Regions from separate parts of the Homo sapiens genome. Here regions 1, 2 and 4 are each linked to region 3. The links are chromatin loops, found by intact Hi-C in ENCODE. Cell type or tissue: gastrocnemius medialis. All regions are shown on one strand. Region 1 overlaps TBC1D5 (TBC1 domain family member 5). Region 2 overlaps PLCL2 (phospholipase C like 2). Region 3 has its middle 87 kb from the start of PLCL2-AS1. Region 4 overlaps TBC1D5 (TBC1 domain family member 5).

Region 1 (5,000 bases), 50 kb before region 3:
CCCCAACCCAGACCTACTAAATCAGACTCTGCATTTTAACAAGATCCCCAGCTGATTTTTATTCATATTAAAGATCGAAAAAATTGATATTAATAACATTAATTGAATACCAAATAAGGAATGAGATTTTCTACATATAAAGCAAGCTTCAAATATATCCTAGTGTGAGCATGTTCTCCTTGTAAATGGTGGCTAAGTGCTAATAGTTATAGAACACCTTCTGTAAGTGTGTCCTCTGTTCTAAGCATTTTACATGTATTAGCTATTTTAATCCTCAAGCAACGCTATAAGGTCACTGCTAGAATTGCTTCCTATTTTACAAATTAGAAAACTGAGGGAAATAGAGTCTGTGGTTAGCGCTATCTACAAAAGAAGTTATTAGTCATAACTGGGCAATGAAGAATTTCTGCCTTATCAGGTAGACCCGAAGAATAAAAAGGGGTAAGAAATGAAGATCTTTTTTAGTCCCTCAATAAAACTTATAAGCAACAGCTGAATATAAAGGGAAATTTCTTTCCCTTAATTTTGTGAACCTTACATGCACTATTTTTAAAATATTTGTAATCCATACCCCATATGTCGCACCCACGGCAAGCATGTGATCTGAATTAATTATTTTAACCTGCCAACACCTGACTTCAAAAAGAGATTTGAAACTCTTCGCATGTAAACCAATGAAGAGAATGTGAAGTTGATATGTAATTTGTCAATTCTAGGGATATGCTATAAGTCAAGTAGCAATTTGGTAGAGAAAATTTTTGCAGGGAAAAATAAAGGTTTCTCCCTATACTTGACCTTGTGGTCTTGCCCTGCAGCCCCTGTTGGGCTCCTGAAGAGAAGGGGTTTGAATGATCACTATCTATTAGAGCCAGCTGAAGCAGCACAATCAGCGAGGAGCTCTGGGCTGGAGAAAGCCTGACTCATGCCTCACCGGGCCACCCCAATTTTATCACAGGCAATTTTTAACTTTATAAATTATAAGGAGTCAGTATTGTTTAATGTAGAGGTTTTATCCAAGTTTCTGGGGGAAACTAAAGGAGTGAAAAGTGATACAAAATCCTGTGGAGTTTAGGTTTTAGTGACTTTGCTGTAGCCTTCAATAGTCAGGAAGGAGCACTGCTAGTACAGGAGGATGTGGGGTAGAAGGAAAAGGGCTCAGTGATTGTTATGAAAACCCATCCTGTCGGGACAAATCCAGTGTTCCCTGGTAGTGAGGACGTCAGCGGTGGGACACCGCAGTGCTTCAGTGGCTGAAAAACAAGGAAGCCTACCAGTGGGATTTCTGCTACTTGCCCAGCTACCTGGCCATACAAAAGCTGCTTTATTTGTAAACAAGAAGGGGTTGAAATAAATGATCTCTAAAGACATTTCCAGTTCTGAAATGATATAATTGGATAGCATAAATGTGACATCTTGAGCTTTGAATTTCAGTTCAAAATTTCTAAAGGCCATTTCCATTTACATTTAACTTGTTTGTTTACATCCTGTCCAAAAATGGGAACTGCTATTTACTGGGGGATTTTGTAAGCATCTTTATTTTTAAAATATCTTTAAGAATCACGTTATTTCTAGGCAACCCATAAAGAGCAGCATCCACTAACGTTCTCATTTTAATCATATAGAAGGAAGCCCTTTACCATAAGAATGCTATACTACTCCAGGTTTGCACATGGGACAAAATATGCTAATTATTTACCTTTTTTTTTTTTTACAATTTATTTCATAGAAGTTTCTCTATTTAGTGTCGTTTAGAATACAGATTTGTTTAGAGTATAGAATATTACTTGGAGTTTGATTTGGAATCAGTTATGTCTTTTTTCTCCTTGGCAATCACCTTTCACTTTTTTCTTCTCTATTATGTTATTTGCATTATTTGATTTTCTTATTACAAAAATATGATCCAATTTCATTGTAGAAAATCCACCGAAAATTAGCAAAAAGGAGAGAAAAAATCACCCATAATTCCACCATTTGAAAGAAACCAATATAAACTATTTGGGGACTATCCATTATTTTTTTCTATGCATATATATATATTTTTTGAAATCAGAATCATTGTTTACCTACTACTTTGTAACCTGTTTTCCCAATTAGTATGTGATATGTCGTTCTTAAATGTTCTCCTATAAATACATTTTAAAGGTTGCATAAGTTGGGTGCGATGACTCATGCCTATAATCCCAGCACTTTGAGAGGCTGAAGCAGGCGGATCACTTGAGGGCAGGAGTTTGTGACCAGCCTGACCAACATAGTGAAACCCCATCTCTACTAAAAATATATTTAAAAAAAAAAAGCCGGGTGTGGTAGCAGGTGCCTGTAATCCCAGCTACTTGGGAGGCTGAGGCAGGAGAATCGCCTGAACGTGGGAGGCAGAGGTTGCAGTGAGCCAAGATCACACCACTGCACTCCAGCCTGGGCAACAGAGCGAGACTCTGTCTCAAAAAAAATAAATAAAAAATAAGGTTTGCATAGCATACTGTTTATAAATGTTCCACAAGTTACCCAAATCACCCATCATTAGACATTTAGGATTTCTGTGAGGTGCCTATGCCCATATGTGTGCATGTTGCCATTGAATGTGTGATGAATATCCTGGGAGTTATTCTTGCATGCATTCATAATCCTTTGAAATAACTTTCTAGGATTGTATTAAAATTCAGAGACAATAAAATTCACATTTATTGAGTGTTTACCATGTCCTAAGCACTGTGCAAAGTATTTAATCTGGAAAACCTAATGTAATTCAAATCCAGTCCTCCAACAAGCACATGAGGTAGAAACTATTATTATCACCATTTTGTAAACAGGAAACTGAGGCTCAAAGAACTTTGCTATCTGGTCAGAATCACAGAGAAGGTAAGTGTCAAGCCTAGTATATACTGATTTTAAGGCTTGTGATTTATATTCCAGCTTGTTCACCAGTATGGCTGCACAGCTTCACACCTCATACCACTTATTTTAATACTCTTAAAAAGTCTTCTTTGTGCTCTTCTTCTATTTTTTCTGGTGGTATCTTCCTCTGCTGATACCATATGCTTCTGACTTGGATTTCATTCACACCGTGTATGTGTTTTGCCCTTGTGTACACCACAGCTTCCTCCGAACATCCGTGGCCTTTCCACTTTTTCTCCTTGAGACTTTCCGTTTCCTTTACTTCCCACTTCTTGTTCACCCATCTGCTCAAGAAAGACTGGGCGTCTTTCCTGTCTTCTGGTTGCTATATTTAGCCTGTTCCTGCTGCCTACAGTTAGTGTTGGTTCCCTTGTCTGCTTCTCTTGTGATCTGAGGACACCCACTTAGAAGCTAAGCAGAACTCCACCTCAGTGCCATTCCTGCCTCACTATTCCCCTGGAGTTTGAATTAGTCCATGGACAGAAACACCACTGCAGCCTGTATAATAATCTGTCAGCATGGTGTGTGTTGGGGGCAGTGGCCACAGTAGTCTGCATGTCAAACCCCAACCCCGAAAACATAATTATGTGAAGTGAAAATGCAACAGGGATGAACAGAAGAGGAAGGGAAGCCTTTCTGCTGAACCTCAGCTCGTACTATCCCCATGTTCTGGCTCAGCTCAGTGACTGCCTGGTTGCCTAGGTGCCATACTTTCCTGCCTCCTAAAACATCTTTCCTTATTATTTTGTCTAAGCCAAGACTCTCCTTCTTCAGGACCCCTCAAAAACACTAGAAAACCTCCTTTCCTTTCCACATACACAAATTGAAATCATCTTCCCTTTCCAGAATTGTAAGGAGTCCTCTCTCACGTCTCTTCTACAGAACTTATCTTGTACCTCTCTTGGCTTTCTGTACAGGTTTGACCATCCTCTAAACTTTTTCAGTGGCCATGTTTTAGTCATTATTGTATTTCTCACAAGGCCTAACACAATGCAAACAAACATCACTTTTGAAAAAATTAATATATGAATGAATAATAAACTATGAAAGTTTATCCTCTTTTTAACAAAGAAATAGCAGGACTACATTGAATTAATTAATAAAATTGACATATTAAATTTAAACAGCTGAGATACCTAACATTTCAATAGAAGTCTAATGATGCATCAACTATTTGGGGCAGAATGATAGAAACACCACTTATTAAAAAGCAAATTCAAAAAACAATTTCTTCAGATTATTTAGTCAAAAAGAAAATCATTCAACAAACAACAAAACAATACAGCCAATCATATCTGAATGTTTTTGAAGGAAAACAATTTAATAAGCAATTTGGCATTAGGGCTCAGCATTACAGCTGGTGAATCTCAGGTAAAGGAAACTGAAATATGGGATTATTCATGGGAAGGACCATGGTAATGGAGCATAGGAAGGGATGTGTACACAGGGAAGAAATGAGAGTAGCAGGCCAAGTGACTTGGGTTCTCAAAGAGCTATCTAAACCTTAGCATACACTTCCAGAGACTGTGGCTTACAGAGGAGTAGGCCATATTTTATGTCGGAGATAATGAGAGAATATACCTCAGAAGTTTGTGTGAAGAGTAAACATGTTAATACAGCAAAGCTCAGTGTCTGGCGTATTACAATCAATATGAAGGGATTTGATGCTAGTTATTTTTCTCTTCTTATAGAGTGGCCCTCATCTTCTGGTCCTTTGCTATAGGGCACCAATTACAATTGGTGATGTTGCACATTGTAGTCTACAGGTGGCCCAACTTTATCCTCCTCTATCAATTTCTTGCCTTGTACATTAGTTTGCTATCCCATGCTTAAGACGGTGATGGGCTCTTAAGCTTTAATTAATCTTTCTGGGCTAAGCTACATAAAGGTTTTAAAGCCAGAAACTAATGTTTTCCAACAGTGAATCATAAAACTTTGTATTTAAATCCATTTCACTGTCTTAACTTGATTATAAAAAAATTTTTTTAAAGAAAGAATAATTACCTTTATTGAGTGTCTGCTCTGTGCCAGATGCTGTGTTCTCCATATGTTCTCATTTTGTTCTCCCCCGATCCTGCCAGGTGGGGTTGAGTAGACCAAGGAATTAA
Region 2 (5,000 bases), 52 kb after region 3:
AAGGTGGAGCAAACCCCGGGCTGGGTTCAGCACCAACACTACCTCTAACAGACTTTTTGACACCAGGCAATGCATTTTTTATTTTCATCTGCAACTTTGGCATCTGAAAAAGAAAGTGTAGGACTGAATGATCTCTCAGACTCCTTCAATTATAAAATTGTTGACTCTAAGCCTGTATAAACTACAATAAATTACATGTGTCTTACTATCAGTTATTCAAATCACATATTAGATAATGCCTGTCATTACTAGAAATGTAGAATTTTTTTCAATTTCATTATACTTTAAAAGATAGAAATTTTTCATGATTTCTGGATTTTTCACTTTAAATTGAATATTGCTATTTACTTCCAGCTAAGTTTAAGTATTTTTAACAATCTAAGTTATACATTATTTCATTTCTCATTCTGTAAGTTTACTTTTAGTTCTCTATTTTCTATTCATTTTTACCCCGTGTAGAGTTCATTTCTGAGCTAAGGGCCTAAGCTACTGGCTGGTGGTTAGTTGGGTGTGCAGGGAACAGCAACATTATCCAAGGAACAGGCTTATTTTCCAACGAATTATATCCAGAGAAGGGCAGTGGAGATGGCGTACCTTAACTTAAGCACACTATTAGAATGCAAATGACAAGAACTGAGCAAAGAATTGTTTTTTTAAGAGGATATTGAGGAGACTGGACAGAAACAAATGAACAACAGCGCCTGAGCATCTCTTGAACTGTGAGGAAATCACTAATAAGATACTCAGCTGAAGATTACATATACTTATCTGGCTCACATACCTGAGTCAATGAATAGAAAAGAAGGGATTGTTGAAGATTTAGAGTAAATATTTACCCTTCCAAAATTTGAAAGCAGTTTTGGTTTGGGAGAAGCAGTAATTAGGCTGCAGTGTTCAGTATCTTGAAAGCACGAAGTCTCACTGATTTGCAAAATAAAAGCTTGGATTAAAAACTCAGCTGGCAGAAAATTATCTTTCAAAAGTGAAGGAGAAACAGAGACTTTCTCAGACAAACATAAATTGAAGGAATTTGTTGCCAGTAGAACTGGAGGAAAGCTACACCTTCTCCTGCCCCTCTAACTACTTTTGACTTACTCTTTGCCAGATTCTGAGGTGCACATTACTACAGACCTAATTCAGAAGCATCAAGAGGGCAGCTGTGGGTATCTCGGTTCACTTTACAGTCAGCTGCTGTTGCTTAAAGCTGTTGAAACCTTACCAAAAGCAAAATAAGGTCAGCCCCGACAAGCAACTTATTTTTGACAAAGCTGTTCAAGTAAGTGGCTACACTTAAGAGTAGAATATTTTGAGCTAGAAATCTTAAAAGTTAAGGCTTCATTAAACACATGTACTGCTATTGGAGAAATATCATAAAACATCTTTTTAATGTGAACACTACTTCATACAATGAAAAACTATTTACAATGTATTGTTTCCAGATTGGCTGCTTTTACATCATCTCTACCCATGTGCTGACTCGGCATGTATCTTCAGCCAGGGAGCTTCAGTCCAATTGCACATTCTCCTCGATGGCTCTCCAAGGACCCCGGGGATTCAGGGAACCCGTCCACTTACATTCTCTTTAGTAATTATGGCTCAGCAAGCATGCCACCAAAATCATCTAGAACCCAGAGACTCTGGCAACCCCATATAAGTAAAAATGTGTAGATCAGGTTTTTTTCTCCAATAAATAATAATTTGACAATCCAATCCATTTCCATCTTAAGAAATTGTTTTCACTTAGGAAAATGTTTCTCAGTGGAGCTAGAGTGAATAATCTTTCTTCATACTGGAACTGAGTTAGAATGTCTTTGTATACAAATATAGCATATTTTGGCCAGCAATATAATTGCCTGTTAAAGAGTTTATTTGCCTTCACACGCAGGATTGCTACATACATTCACAGTTTTAATAGACTGTAATTAGCTATTCCAGTTGTGCTTTAAAATCCCGAATATTATTCTCATTAGTGAGTGCAAAGCAAATGTCCCATCTGACTACAATTGGTCCTAGAGTTATAAACTCCATAATGGTTTATTGTAAGTTTCCTCATTCTCCAGTTTCATCGTTTGCTTTTTCGGGTATGACTTCCAAGCTCCGGCGTGGCTTCTGGACATCAGCATTTTCGGTGCCTGGTTTATTCAGTCCACATGAAACAGCAGCAAAATGGATTTGTTTCAGGTTCTCCAATGTCTCATTCTTAGCATATTTCAAAAGATCTGCTTGTCCCTATAACAAAACATGCAATTAAACAGTATTAGATATGACATAACTTAGTGTTATACTTCAACAATATCTATCTTTCACTGAAATAGAAGTATTCTGATTCCACAAGAAGGCATAATTATTTCTTATTGGCACTGCATCTGAATAGGTCAATTTTAATAAAAAGTGAGTTTGTTTTCCCAGTTTCAACACCACACTCCAAGAGTATGCTGCCTTTCTGGCCCTTTCTATTTATAGATCTGCATGGGGTTCTGTGTGCATGAACTATTCCTGTCTATCCTGGTTAAAATTACATCTTTCATTAGTTGTTTGGCCAATCTTGTTTTTTCCCTTTTAAGGTTTGATTAAAAAAAAAACTTTTTATTTTGAAATAAGTATAAACTCACAGAAGGATACAAATATAGTACAGAGAGGTCTTGTATACCCTTTCCCAAATTTCCCCCAATGGTTATGTCTCACATAACTATAGCACAATATCAAAACCAAGACACTGATGGGGGTACAAAGTGTGCCTATGCTTCTGTGTGACTTCATCACATGTGTGGGTTCACGTAACCACCGTGGCAACCAAGGCACAGCACTGCACCAGCACCACCAGGAAGTCACACCCACCCCTCCTCTCCACCATCCCTAAACCCTGGCAACCACTAATCTGTTCTCCATCTCTGAAGCCCACACAGCCTTTGGTAAGTGCTGGCAGCCGTGGGCACGCAGCAGGTCCTCACTGAGCATTTGCTGAAAGAAAGAGTGAAGCAAAGGATTTTCTACTTTGGATATACTTTCTCAGCCAAATTTTAATTTCTTTTCTGAGGTCTGACCATCAACTTGATCTATATGCAGTATAACATGATATAGGTCAGAAAACAGTGGGCGAATTGAAGCACAGTCACTGGGAGTCTGGAATCGGTGCTGACAATGGGCCAATGAAGTTTGTCACCCTCTTTGCTCTTGACATTTTGGACCAGAGAATTCTTTGGAGGTGGGGAGCTGTCTTGTGTATTTTCAGATATTTAGCAGCACCCCTAGCATACCCTAATGTTTGCAGACATTGCTAACTGTCTCTTGAGTGGGAGGGTGAGCTACCCCCAGTTGAAAACCACTGGGCTAATGCATCAGCCAACAATTCCAAAATTATCGAGCAGAAGAGATGATGTGGTGCTCTATTGCTGTAAATTCCAACACTCCTACTTTGCTTTTTTGTTCTATTTTTCCTTCCAAATTTAACCTGCCTTCCACTAACAGTTTTTTCTACTTACACTATTACCTTTTCTTCTTTCTCACTCTCCTTGCTTGCTATTTTTTCCCATCCCCTTGGGTTCTCAATTTATTCTATTATTTTCTTTATGATTCCTCTGTAGTTTGACTTTTCTTTGTCCTACTTACACCTCCTCCGCCTTTCCCTCTTTCTGAACTGCCTCCCAGTGTGGGTCCCCTTTAAGGCATTCCTGTCCAGCAGGAGCTTGGGGCCAGCTGCAGAGAGCAATGGGTAGGGACTTACCTTGGCTGGCAAATGGACTATAGTCAAATGTCAGCCACTGGTGAGATCAAATTGCAAGGCAATTTTAAACCGTCATGAGGCCCAAATCCACAGAACAGTTTGCTGCCTACCACTTACCATGCATGGTTTTCCTGCTTTACAGAGTCCTTTAATTAGTAACTATAAATAGATGTTCCCTTGCGTAGATTAACTAAAGGAGCTTCATTTTTATTCATTCTTACTAGTCACTGAACTCACATGTTGAAAATTTACTAGTTATGAGGTCTTTGTATATATAGCATATTGTGTCAGGAGTATAATTTCATGTTAAATAGTGTATTTCCCTTCACAAGCAGAATTGCTACACACATTCACAGTTTTAATAGACTAACTAGTCTTTGTGTTTTAAAACTCCAAATATTATTTTTTAAAATTAATAAACTTTAATTTTTAGGACAGTTTTAGGTTCACAGCAAAACAGAGCAGAAACCACAGAGAGTTCCCTTACGCTCCCTCCCTACGCAAACCTTCTCTAGTAGCCACATCCCGCACCACAGTGGTATACTTGTTACAATCAATGAACCTATGTTGCCACATCCCCTCAAGTCTATTGCCTAAATTAGGGCTCACCCTTGGTTTTGTGTATTCCATGGGTTTTGAAAAATGTATAACAACATCTATCTACCCTTACACGATCATGCAGAATAGTTCCACCACCCTAAAATTCCTCTGTGCTTTGCTAGTCATCCTTCCCCACTCCCAACCCCTGGCAACCATTGATCTTTTTATTGTCTCCACAGTTCTGCCTTTTCAACAATGTCGTCTAGTTGGAAACACAGTGTGTAGCCTTTTTGGATTGGCTTCTTTCGCTTAGTAATATGCATTTAAATTTCCTCCATGTCGTCTCATGGCTTGATAGCTCATATCTTTTTAGTGCTGAATAATATTCCATTGTCTGGATGCACTGCAGTTTATTTATCCATTCATTTACTTCAGGACATCTATGTTGCTTCCAAATTTTGGCAATTAAAAATAACTCTGCTATAAGCATCTGTATGCAGATTTTTGTGTTGACATAAGTTTCCAATTCATTTAGGTACATTCCAAGGGGTATGATCGCTGGATCATATGGTAAGAGTATGTTTAGTTCTGTAAGAACTACAGATAGTTTGACAGTTTCTTCCAAATTGTCTGCACCATTTTGCATTTCCACCAGCATAAATGAAAGTTCCTGTTGTTTCACATCCTCGCCAGCATTTGGTGATGTTAGTTTTGTATTTTGGCTACTGTAATAGAT
Region 3 (5,000 bases):
GCCAGATCGGTCTCAAACTCCTGGGCTCAAGTGACCCACCCACCTCAGCCTCCCAAAGTGCTGGGATTACTAGCACAAGCCACTGTGCCTGGCCTGAGTATGGGTAATTTATAAAGAAAAGAGGTTTAATTGGCTCACAGTTCCACAGGCTGTACAGGAAACATGATGCTGGCATTTGCTCGACTTCTGGGGAGGCCTCAGGAAACTTACAATCATGGTGAAAGGCGAAGGGGAAGCAGGCACTTCTTCCCATGGTGGGATCAGCAGACAGAGAGAAGGAGGAGGTGCTACACACTCAACAAGGTCTCCTGAGAACTCTATCAGGAGAACAGCACCACAGGGGATGGGGCAAACCCGTTCATGAAGGATCCACCCCCATGATCCAATCACCTCCCACCAGGCCCCACCTCCAACACTGGCGATTACAACTGGACATGAGATTTGAGCGGGGACACAGATCCAAACCCAGGGTGACCCACTGGGAGACTGGCATCCAGTCGAACCTGAGCCTTGGTCCCTTCTCCCAACCTGCGGCACAAGAATCACACCAGTAAACATTTCATCTCAGGGAGGACGTTCCTTCTTGGATTCTCTCCCACAGGACCCCTTCCTACCCCCACTGCACCCATTCCTCTCAGCTTGGCCCAAGATGGCCTCTTCCTGACCTGGCCCCAGCCTGCTCACTTGGTCAGTTGAATCAAAGAACATCAGGAATTTGTGGTGTGCTCAAAACACAAGGGAACCTCCAGCAGCTCTGAGGCCATCTGAAACACTCTCGAGGACAAAACTTTTAAGGATAAGGGGGTAAAGTGGCAAGAGGGCCTGATGTGGTCTTTGAGGACCACTTCATGTTTTGAAATTTAGGTGTTTGCAGCCAATATTAAAAAACAGAGATTGCACATGAAAATCGGGATGCATGCCTCTCTTAACGCCTGGGAAGCTCTGTCCGTGGAGCCCACAGCAGGGCTGGACGGGGTGAGCCAGTGAGGCACGCAGGGGCTCAAGGTAAGGAGCCCACCCCTTCAGGCAGCGGCTCCGCGTTCGCTAGGCCTGATGTGGGTCTGGTGGGTGTCTGTATTTACCCCAAGGGACCCTCGAGAAGTCAGGCCACATCCTATGCCTCCTGCTCCCTCTTTTTTCTTTCTTTTTCTGAATTGGCAGCCTATTTTATTTTCTTGAATTAGAATTTACATACAATAAGGTAGATATTAAAGGCTCAACCCATTGATTTCTGACAGATGTTGTCACCTGTGTAAACACCACACCGTCAAGATACAGAATATTCCATCATCCCAGAAAACTCTCTCAGGTCCCCCCAAGTCCTGGCCTCCCCCAAGGCAACCACTGATGTGTGTTCTATTGCCAGGAGCCTTTAGCCGGTTGCAGAACTGCTCAGGAATAGAGTCCCGCAGGGTCCTCAACTGCTATGAAAACAGCTCCTTTTCATCACTAGTGGCATGCCGGTGTGTGGATGTACCATAGCTGGTCTGAACAATTGAGGAGTTTATGGGCTGTTGTGAACACGGCTGATGCATGAACAAGCACCTGTGGGATTTGCTGAATCTCTTAATTGGTCACTTTCATGGGTGGGGGAAAGAAGGTTGATTGGCACCAGTCTTCTGACCCCATTCCCTCCCCCAGCTTTGAAAGATTTAGCTCCATGTTATTTGCCCACCCTTTCTTCAGGGTCTCCCAGGAGTGGATTTGCAGGAAGGAGCAGGGAGGGAAGGGGAGTGGTCAAAGATGGAAGTTTAGTGGAAGACACAAGTCAGAACACACATGCGCACATGCATGCACACACACAAACACATGCATGCACACACACAAACATGCATACACACGCATGCACACACATGCACATGCACACACACACAGGTGCACACACTACCAAGCTGCAGGGTCATGGAGTTGCGGATCCTCTCAGATCAGATCTGCGCTTGGAGGCTGCATTTCATAGATCAGTCTCTTTTCCAGGGCCTGTCATGCCTCTAATTCTATGCACCCAGTGCAGAGCTGCCGGGTTTGCCTTTCTACAGAGACATTATTTGCTCATGTCACCCACCACTCAGGTGCCTTTCATGGGTTCTCTTTGCCCATCTGAGTTCCACAGGCCACAGATGGCCATTTCCTCCACCTCACACCCGACGACACACCGCATGCTTGTTCTGACCCAGCCCTTTGTGGTTGCTGAGCCTTGGGCTGGGAGGATCAGCCCCCACGCTGTGCCCAGGATGTGCCCCATCCCCTCTGCTGTCATTACTTTTGTGAGCACCTAGGAGCAGGGCCAGATGGCAAGAGAGCCATGGATCCTCTCCTGGGCCACACCTTGGTGCTCAGGCTATGACAGCAGAGGTCTGCCCTGACCAGGAGGAGCCAGTGCTGTGGAAACTGACCTGGCTCCTCAGCCTCCCTTGGCTGCCACGTGGGGGCCCTCCAGGCTCTGGGCACACCAGTCCCCATGCCCCTCAAATGCGCAGGTGAACATGAATGCTACCCTTGCTCAAATATAAGTGACCTCCAAATATCAAGTTCTCCCAGTAACGTCTGTCAGGTTGTCTTGTGACCACCTAGACATTTAGTGATCAAGATAAACTAGTCAAATGTCCCATGTAATACTTGCCTTATTCATTGGTTGCACATAAATCCTAAACGTCTCTCGAAACTGGCATGTCCTGTGCCTGATGGTGAAGCTGCTCTGCTTTGCCAGGAACAGCCCTCTGGTGGGGGTAAGGGTGGAGGTGGGTCCAACTGAGAGTAAATTCCCTATAAGGGGCCGGGACAGAATGTACCGCCAGATTACTACCCGCACCCCCTACCACCCCGAAAGTACACATATCGCTCCCCTTTAGAGGGACCAGGACTGGCTGGTATCCCTGAGGTGTCCAATTGCAGCCAGCCCTGACTCACCCGTGTCCTCATGCCAAGGGCTCTGGACTGGGCCAGAAAGAGGCAGAGACAGAGGAAACAGAGCGCTAGAGAGGGAGACAGAAAGGGAGAGACAGAGAGAGACAGTGATAGACACAGAGAGATAGCATCAGAGAGAGGAGGAGAGAAATAGAGACAAAGCCTTAGAGATACTGAGACAGAGACATTTAAAGACAGAGACAAAGAGATAAGTAGAGACACACAGAGATACAGAGACATACAAAGAGAGACATGCGGACGCACAGAGACGAGAGAGAAAGAAACAGAGCTAAAAAGTGGGGTGGCGGTGGGGGAAGACAAAATCTGAAACAAAAAACAAAACAAAACAAAAGTCTCTCATTGGCGGCTGAACAGGGATCTAATCACCAGGCTCGTCCAGCCTTTCATGTCTGGCAAACTTCTTGAACTGCTGGAAAGATCAAACGCACACAGCTCTTCATGAGTCTAAGACCCTTTTCACCCAGCCCCACATCCCAACCCCAGAAGGCTTTCTCCGAAGGGGCTTTGAGAAATTAAGTTAAAGGCTTTAGAGTCATGGCCAGGAATGCAAGCCCCACCCACCCTACTGCACCCCAGAAGCATGCCCCAGAATAAGGCCACACCAGGGCCCCCAGCATCCTCACCTTCTGCAGCGCAGCAGAGGCCCTGTGAGGAGCCAACCAAATGCTGCCCACCACCACGTGGTGAGTCTCCAGGGAAACGCCAAGACCCCTTGTCCACCTCTCAGGGCCCAACAGAGGACCCCGGGCTCCACAGCAAAGGCAGTGCAAACAGGGAAAGGGATGCGCGGTGCATCATTGCCTGATCGGGGAATGGCTGTGCTGTGTGTGTGTGTGTGTGTGTGTGTGTGTGTGTGTGTGTGTGTGTGTGTGTGGTGTGTGTCTGTCTGTCTCAACACAGCTGTCACCCCGAAGAGGCCAGGAAAAGGGATGCTTCCAAATACAATCGGCATAAAGAAACCTGGAGCCACAGAAGGTCCAGACCAGGAGACAGCAGAATGATTTCAGGGTTGGAACAAAGGCTGGTTCGCTGTGCAAGAGCAGGTCCACCAGCAGCACCAAGTGCTGCCCCGAGCCTGGGATTAAGTGTTTTCTGCTGTGTCACAGACACAGGCCAAGGTGGGCTGTGCTGCCGTGGGCTGGGTGGACGGGCACCCATGTTGCAGGTCATGGCAGCACCACACAGTCCGTAACGATGTGGTTGCATGTCTGTTTCCAACTCCTTGGCCAGGGGAGACTTCCTTTTGGTTTGCTGCCCAACCATGCAAACACCTGCACCTGCAGCCCTGAAAAAATATACCACAGTTGTTGTGCCCTCTGCCCAGGAAGAAATATTCAAAGACAAAATCGCTGCATAACAATGTGACTTCATTGAAAAGCAGCCCCTCCAGCTCAGCAAGTCAGTCCACAAGTGGGCTGTCCCCTACGCACCCAAACTAGCTGCATTTTCAGCCTTACCCAGTGACCCTCTTCAGGTCACTTGGCTGCACAGGAACCCACCACGTGGCCAGGGCCGTGGAATCTGTTGATGGATCAAATTTGGCTCAGAGCTCATGGACATCCACCTCTGCACTCAGAAGACTGTGCCGCAAACACTGGGACCCGCTGCCCAGGAGTGCTTCTCCCTGCCCAAAATGCACAGAGCCAGTTGACAGGAGAGGAGAAGCAGGAGAGAAGTGTGGATAAATCCTTACCACCACATCTCTTGGCTGGGGTAACTGATGAGAGGGTTTTACTCCACCTCCAGGAGCTCCCCAGGGAGGAGGAAGAAACTCCAGGTGCTGGCAGCCCGGATGGGCTTGAAAACAGTGCCCTGCCCTTCCCTGTCTCCCCACACCTGGTAGAGTTTTTGGGCATCACCTTCTAGATTAGCTACTTGTATTTGAGTCCTTGTCTCAGAGTCTGCTTCCGGGGAACCCCGACAAGACAAGTCCCCTGAGTGTCTAGGACTCTTAGGAGAGGAAAGAATGGATCTTGGTCCCCTGCTCTGTCTTCTCCTCCTCAGGCACAAGGGGCCCCCTCAGGGCCAGGGAATGGCTTGGGCTGCTGGCACTGCTTGCCTGGGAAAGGCTCCAG
Region 4 (5,000 bases), 93 kb before region 3:
AAAAATACAAAAATTAGCTGGGCATGGTGGTGCATGCCGGTAGTCCCAGCTACTCAGGAGACTGAGGCAGGAGAATCATTTGAACCTAGGAGGCGGAGGTTGCAGTGAGCCAAGATCGTGCCACTGCACTCCAGCCTGGCAACAGAGCCAGACTCCATCTCAAAAAAAAAAAAAAATCTCGTTGAAAATTACATTATTTTCTTTTTAACGTAGAGCTGTCACACATTTTTTTAAAAAAAGAGACCAAAGCATTAGCATATTGTAAATGTATTTTAATGCCAGGAGATATACCCATTTCCAGAATGGAAATGAATGTTATTTTACATATTTCTTAATTGTACTGTTTTATTGTTCTAAACAAATACGATTTCAATATTGCTTTGATAACAAGCTGTAGTCAGTTGTAATTCTAACTGATGGCAGGCAAATGAGTCAGAGAATCTCTTAATGTTGTAGCTTAAATTTTCTGAGGAACTAAGCCAAATGACTAGAAATATAAAGTTTTGTCTCCAAGGAAATGTCAAGTATTAATATCACAGTAAGTGAGAAAGGAAGTGCATGGAGATGGAACAATTGATGAAAACCAAGTCCCCAGTTATAAGGAGACAACAGAGCACTTAAGCAAAGTATTTGGAACATGATTATCACTAGGGCATTTTAACTGATCCCTGTGCTGAAAGGAAGTAGCCTTGTTTGGCAACCCTTCTATATTTGTACTTGTGTTTTGTTCTTCTCATGTCAATCTACCAAAAAAAAAAAACAAAAATTTGTTTACCTTCAGATTAATGATAAATGTTCCTGCTAATGCTCCTTCCCTCACAAAGGTATGGATAAAACAAAAGGCAAAGAGAACGGTTTGTGGAAGTAGACGATAGAAGATAGTGTAGTTTGCTGCTCTTCTCTATTCATCCATTGATGAGCCCTAAGCAACACCCTGAAGCTCTCTGACCCTCTTCTTTCCTCACCCTGAAATAAGAGATTTGGGCTAATCCCTGGAGAGTCTCCCACCTCTAAAAATCTATGGTTGTTTTGGTAGAATATGTATTAACTCTACAGTGAAAAATACTTCTCCAACATTGGTTCTTTATGCTGGTATTTCCCACATGTATCCTGCTGTGCTGTCACACTGAAAGCTGCAAGCATATCACCTGGTCCCATAGATCAGTGAACACAATATTCAGCCTGTCAGGAGGCTTGTGTTGTGAAGTGATTTCTCTCTCAGAACAGAGTCATCTACTTAGTGCCTTTGAGGAAAGATAATGTAATAGTCTTTTTAGTGTACTCTGCTGGAAAATTTGAAAGTTATGTTGAAAAATGGTTGTTTATAAAGATGAAACTGTTTATGGTTTTCATAATCAGTTAACTTTCAATTACTTGTGCTTGTATGCTTAGATAGGGGGACAGTTGTGTTTGTAATCCAAACTCACATGTGTTGCTTGAAGTACATTCTGTAGTTTGTCTTTGTGTTGGGGTAGGATAGTGAAGGAGCAGCCCAGATGTTCCCTGTAATTGTTTTGGTGATATTTAATGTTAAAATGAGTTGTCAGTCTCTATACATTAATAAGTGATCTAGAAGCAGCAGAGTAAAACAGGTAGCAGGCACAGAATTGAAAATCTCCTTCAAAGATACAGAAAGTAGGCACGCCATTATCAGTGAATTTAGAGTACATATACTATGAAAATCTGGGGCCCATTTCCACTAAAAGCTGTTTATCACTTGTTTGTGGTATGTTCCTATTTATAGATTTTATTTCAATTATAGGAGACTAAATGTGTGTACTGTTAATTGATGATGATGGTATAATTACAACTTAACAGTTTCCGGATTAGCTGGCCATGCTGTAAGTCATAGTGGTCAGAACACTGAGGATATGTCATTTAACTCAAAAGTTGATTTTTTTTACTACTGTATATATTATATAAAAGCTCAAGGGGAAACAAGTCAATTAATCATAAATGATCATGCATAGAAAATATGATGCTTTTTTAAAATGCTTTTTTCTTTAGCCTGTTAGTCTGAAAATAGCATAGGCCTTCAGATGGTGATATATCCAGAGAATGATTCTGTTGACAGTGACTGTGCTTAGTGTTGAACTTTGTCATCCAGGAAGGAAATCAAAGAACCAAAAAGTCTTCCTTCCAAATGTTAGTGCACCTCAGGTTCTTCATGAGATTTCCTGTTATGCTCCTTTTCCTTTCTTATGTTCTTAAAATGCACTTGGTTTTTTTTTTTTCCTGTTTCCTTTGTCTATATTTTAAATTGCTTTTTTAATTTGAACATGTCATTATTTTAAGCACTTACTATAAGTCCAATTTGTAAATGAAATCTTGCCTACAATAAGTATATCAAGTGAAGGGTATGCAGTTCACAGGTTTATTTTTACATGTTGACATTTATAAGTACATGTGGTAACTTAAATCTTTTCATTACTTAATGTGAAATTAGAACTTATTGAGGACTTTATCTTATCACTGAAGAAGTTGGTTTCAAGTTAGTTAAAAATAAATTTTGTCTGATATAGGAGGAAATCAATTTCAAAAGAATGCCTATTTTTAAATAAATGACATATAACTTACTTTTGGATGAAAGGGAAAATATAAAATCACACTAATATTTGTAGCATCATGAAATATGCTCAGCAAAATCTTTTGATTGCTGAAGTTTCCTATACTCTAGTTGAAACTTGTTTGTGTTTTCTTTAAGAAAAACAAACACAAAACATTTCTAGAAAACATGCTCTTAAAGATTATTTTCTTTGAAAATATTTTATATTTTTCTAAGCTTGTGCATTATTTTCTTTTGTACTATATTTTTAGTAATTTGATTAAAGTATTAGAACATTCAGTATAAAAGAAAAGTGAAGTTGATTATTTCCTTTTTATGAAATCTAATTATTTTTTCTTATGAAATCCAGGCGATGTAGTTACAGGAAGCGATGCTCAGGTTTCTGTTCCTGTCCAGACTCTAACTGACCTCCAAGGTACAGTTACCATAACAACATAGTGTTTCTTTTTCTTTGCCTACAGTATTATCATTGCCTACTCCAAAACTCCATTTTTCTTTTTGCCCACCCTCCATTCATACTGTTTTCAATTCACTACCATTGTTCAGCCACTGAGTGGCACTATTGTTAAGAACAAAAGTCCCCTCTCATGTCATACCTTGGTGATGCCGAATATGGCTGTGATGTGGGTTTTCTATTAGGTGTGCACAAGCCTCTTTGCAAAATATGATTCACCCTGTATTTTGTGGTTATTATAACATAGTATACTTTGTGTGCCAGCTCACACTGAGGTGTTCTTTTTGTTACACTGGTGCTCTGTGACAGTATTTGACCAATTAGTTCTGAAAATAGACATCTTATGTGCTACGATTAGCCAGAAATACTTACATTTTGCCTGAAATAATTACAACCTGATTTTGAAATGTTTTTAAGTATTGCCTTTGAATTACGCATTATGTTAACACAATTAAAGTACAGTGTAGCAAATCTTCATTTATGGTAACTGGCAATGGTTTTAAAAAAAGAATGTTTAAATATCATATCCATTTGTTCAAAATATAGAAAATATAGTTTTTAAATAAATACAAAAAGTGATCATCTACCTCCTATGCAATTTTAAAACATATAAATACTTAAAGTGGCTGCATTAATCTTTTATTATGCAGTCTTTTAGATGAAATATGCGATAGAGAGGATTTCTGTGTTAAATGGAAGCCTAGAGTAACTTTAAGAATCTTCTATTCAAATTCAGACTAAAATGATAGCAGTATTAATTAAAATCCATACCATGTTTTTCTTAATTTAAAATACCACATAATATAGTGATGCTAGTAGTATTAAAATACTGTTTTAATAATGATATGTCCTCATATTATCCATTTTTTTAGGGGGGGTGGAACAGAAAAGAATGGGTTGTGATTAAGAGATTGATGTATTGGGTTAACTTAAAAAACAAAAACCCACCACATTGTGGCAATAGAGGAGTAAGCTTTCACTTCTATATATAGTTCTGTGTCTCACAGGTATAGTTTCTGGAGGTATTCTGGTAATTGAACCAGATGAACTTCAAGGGCTTTTCTAGCTCAGGGATTCCATGAAGAGCTGTTCACTCTTGCTGTCTGTTAAATGATCTACATAATAGAAGGGTATAATAGCATGGACAAGAGGAAAGGCAGATAATGTCTACATGATTTCTCTTTAGCTTTGCACTGAGATGAATGTTAATGTGATCATCTGATATGGAGAGAATTTACAAGACTTAAATTTGTTTTCTAAAATTAAATTCTGAGCCCCACAGACAACTTTTTAACATGTGTGTTGTTGTCCCAACATTAATTGCTACAGAGTAGATCTTTGGCTTCTCTGCAAGACATAGGATATGGAGCCCAATTTATACCTATGGAAAGAAAAGCTAAGAGTTGGCTTGCTTATTCTGACTTCTGCTTCTATGCTATTAATAAATCCAGTTTTTTTCCTACAAACCAGAGCCACAGGAGTAACGTAACTGTTTAACTAGAACTTCAAAGAGGGAGGTTATATTGTTTTGTTCAAATACCTCGTGTTATATAAGTAGAATTATCTCATTTGTTTATTCAACAAGTATTTATTGAGTGCCTGCTGCTGTGTCAAGCTCTGTTTTCACTGGTCCCTTGGCTTTCCTTACAGCTTTACCTGGTTGGTTGGGCATTACCTTTGCTTTAGGTGACCCAGTTAAGCCTACATAGTCGGGAACCAGCTCTTTTACTAGATACCCTATTCAGAATCACCTCTGCCTCCCATACCCTAGCAGAGATTGTATCAGTCTGATAAGGAAAGTTCCAGCTACTTTAATAGATGTGAATCACAAATAAACAGCTTTTAGTCTGTGGTGATGATTTTGACAATGATAGACAATGAGAGTACACCTACCTGATTTGGGGAAGTCACTTTTTGTCTTCCTCAACATATTCCCTGAAGAGTACCAAGAAGCAAGGGGAAGTAGAAGTAAACCAAAAT

What was found. A loop is a pair of places that touch in the nucleus more often than their neighbours do. Peaks named below come from ENCODE experiments on the same cell type or tissue, not always from the same donor. Only the 100,000 strongest peaks of a DNase experiment are listed, where the experiment ranks them.
Region 1: a loop joins it to region 3, with 3.0 times the contacts of the local background. A loop is called at or near these places in 7 of 110 quality-filtered maps.
Region 2: it touches region 3 in a loop (7-fold over the local background); 8 of 110 quality-filtered maps call a loop at or near these places.
Region 4: it touches region 3 in a loop (13-fold over the local background); 4 of 110 quality-filtered maps call a loop at or near these places.

What each region holds. Positions count from the first base shown.
Region 1 is chr3:17,189,074-17,194,073 of GRCh38, reverse strand. The region is part of intron 19 of TBC1D5 (TBC1 domain family member 5); the gene reads left to right. Among named protein-coding and RNA genes, the nearest start is that of PLCL2-AS1, 140 kb to the right of the region's middle. In gastrocnemius medialis, no CTCF peak of the experiment used is centred here; DNase peaks (open chromatin) are centred at 2,203 and 3,233; H3K4me3 peaks cover 574 bases; H3K27ac peaks cover 4,728 bases.
Region 2 is chr3:17,086,962-17,091,961 of GRCh38, reverse strand. It overlaps PLCL2 (phospholipase C like 2), which reads right to left. Exons shown (of 6, transcript NM_001144382.2): 6 at 1,358-2,229. The coding sequence ends at 2,050. Among named protein-coding and RNA genes, the nearest start is that of PLCL2-AS1, 35 kb to the right of the region's middle. In gastrocnemius medialis, no CTCF peak of the experiment used is centred here; DNase peaks (open chromatin) are centred at 1,165, 2,801 and 3,711; H3K4me3 peaks cover 1,542 bases; H3K27ac peaks cover 5,000 bases.
Region 3 is chr3:17,138,712-17,143,711 of GRCh38, reverse strand. No RefSeq gene overlaps it. Among named protein-coding and RNA genes, the nearest start is that of PLCL2-AS1, 87 kb to the right of the region's middle. In gastrocnemius medialis, a CTCF peak has its summit at 2,417; DNase peaks (open chromatin) are centred at 2,411 and 2,881; H3K4me3 peaks cover 481 bases; H3K27ac peaks cover 2,206 bases.
Region 4 is chr3:17,231,666-17,236,665 of GRCh38, reverse strand. TBC1D5 (TBC1 domain family member 5) reads left to right here. Exons shown (of 23, transcript NM_001349074.2): 18 at 2,916-2,981. Among named protein-coding and RNA genes, the nearest start is that of PLCL2-AS1, 180 kb to the right of the region's middle. RefSeq lists enhancers at 2,922-2,991, 3,991-4,060, 4,435-4,729. In gastrocnemius medialis, a CTCF peak has its summit at 3,084; no DNase peak of the experiment used is centred here; H3K27ac peaks cover 2,408 bases.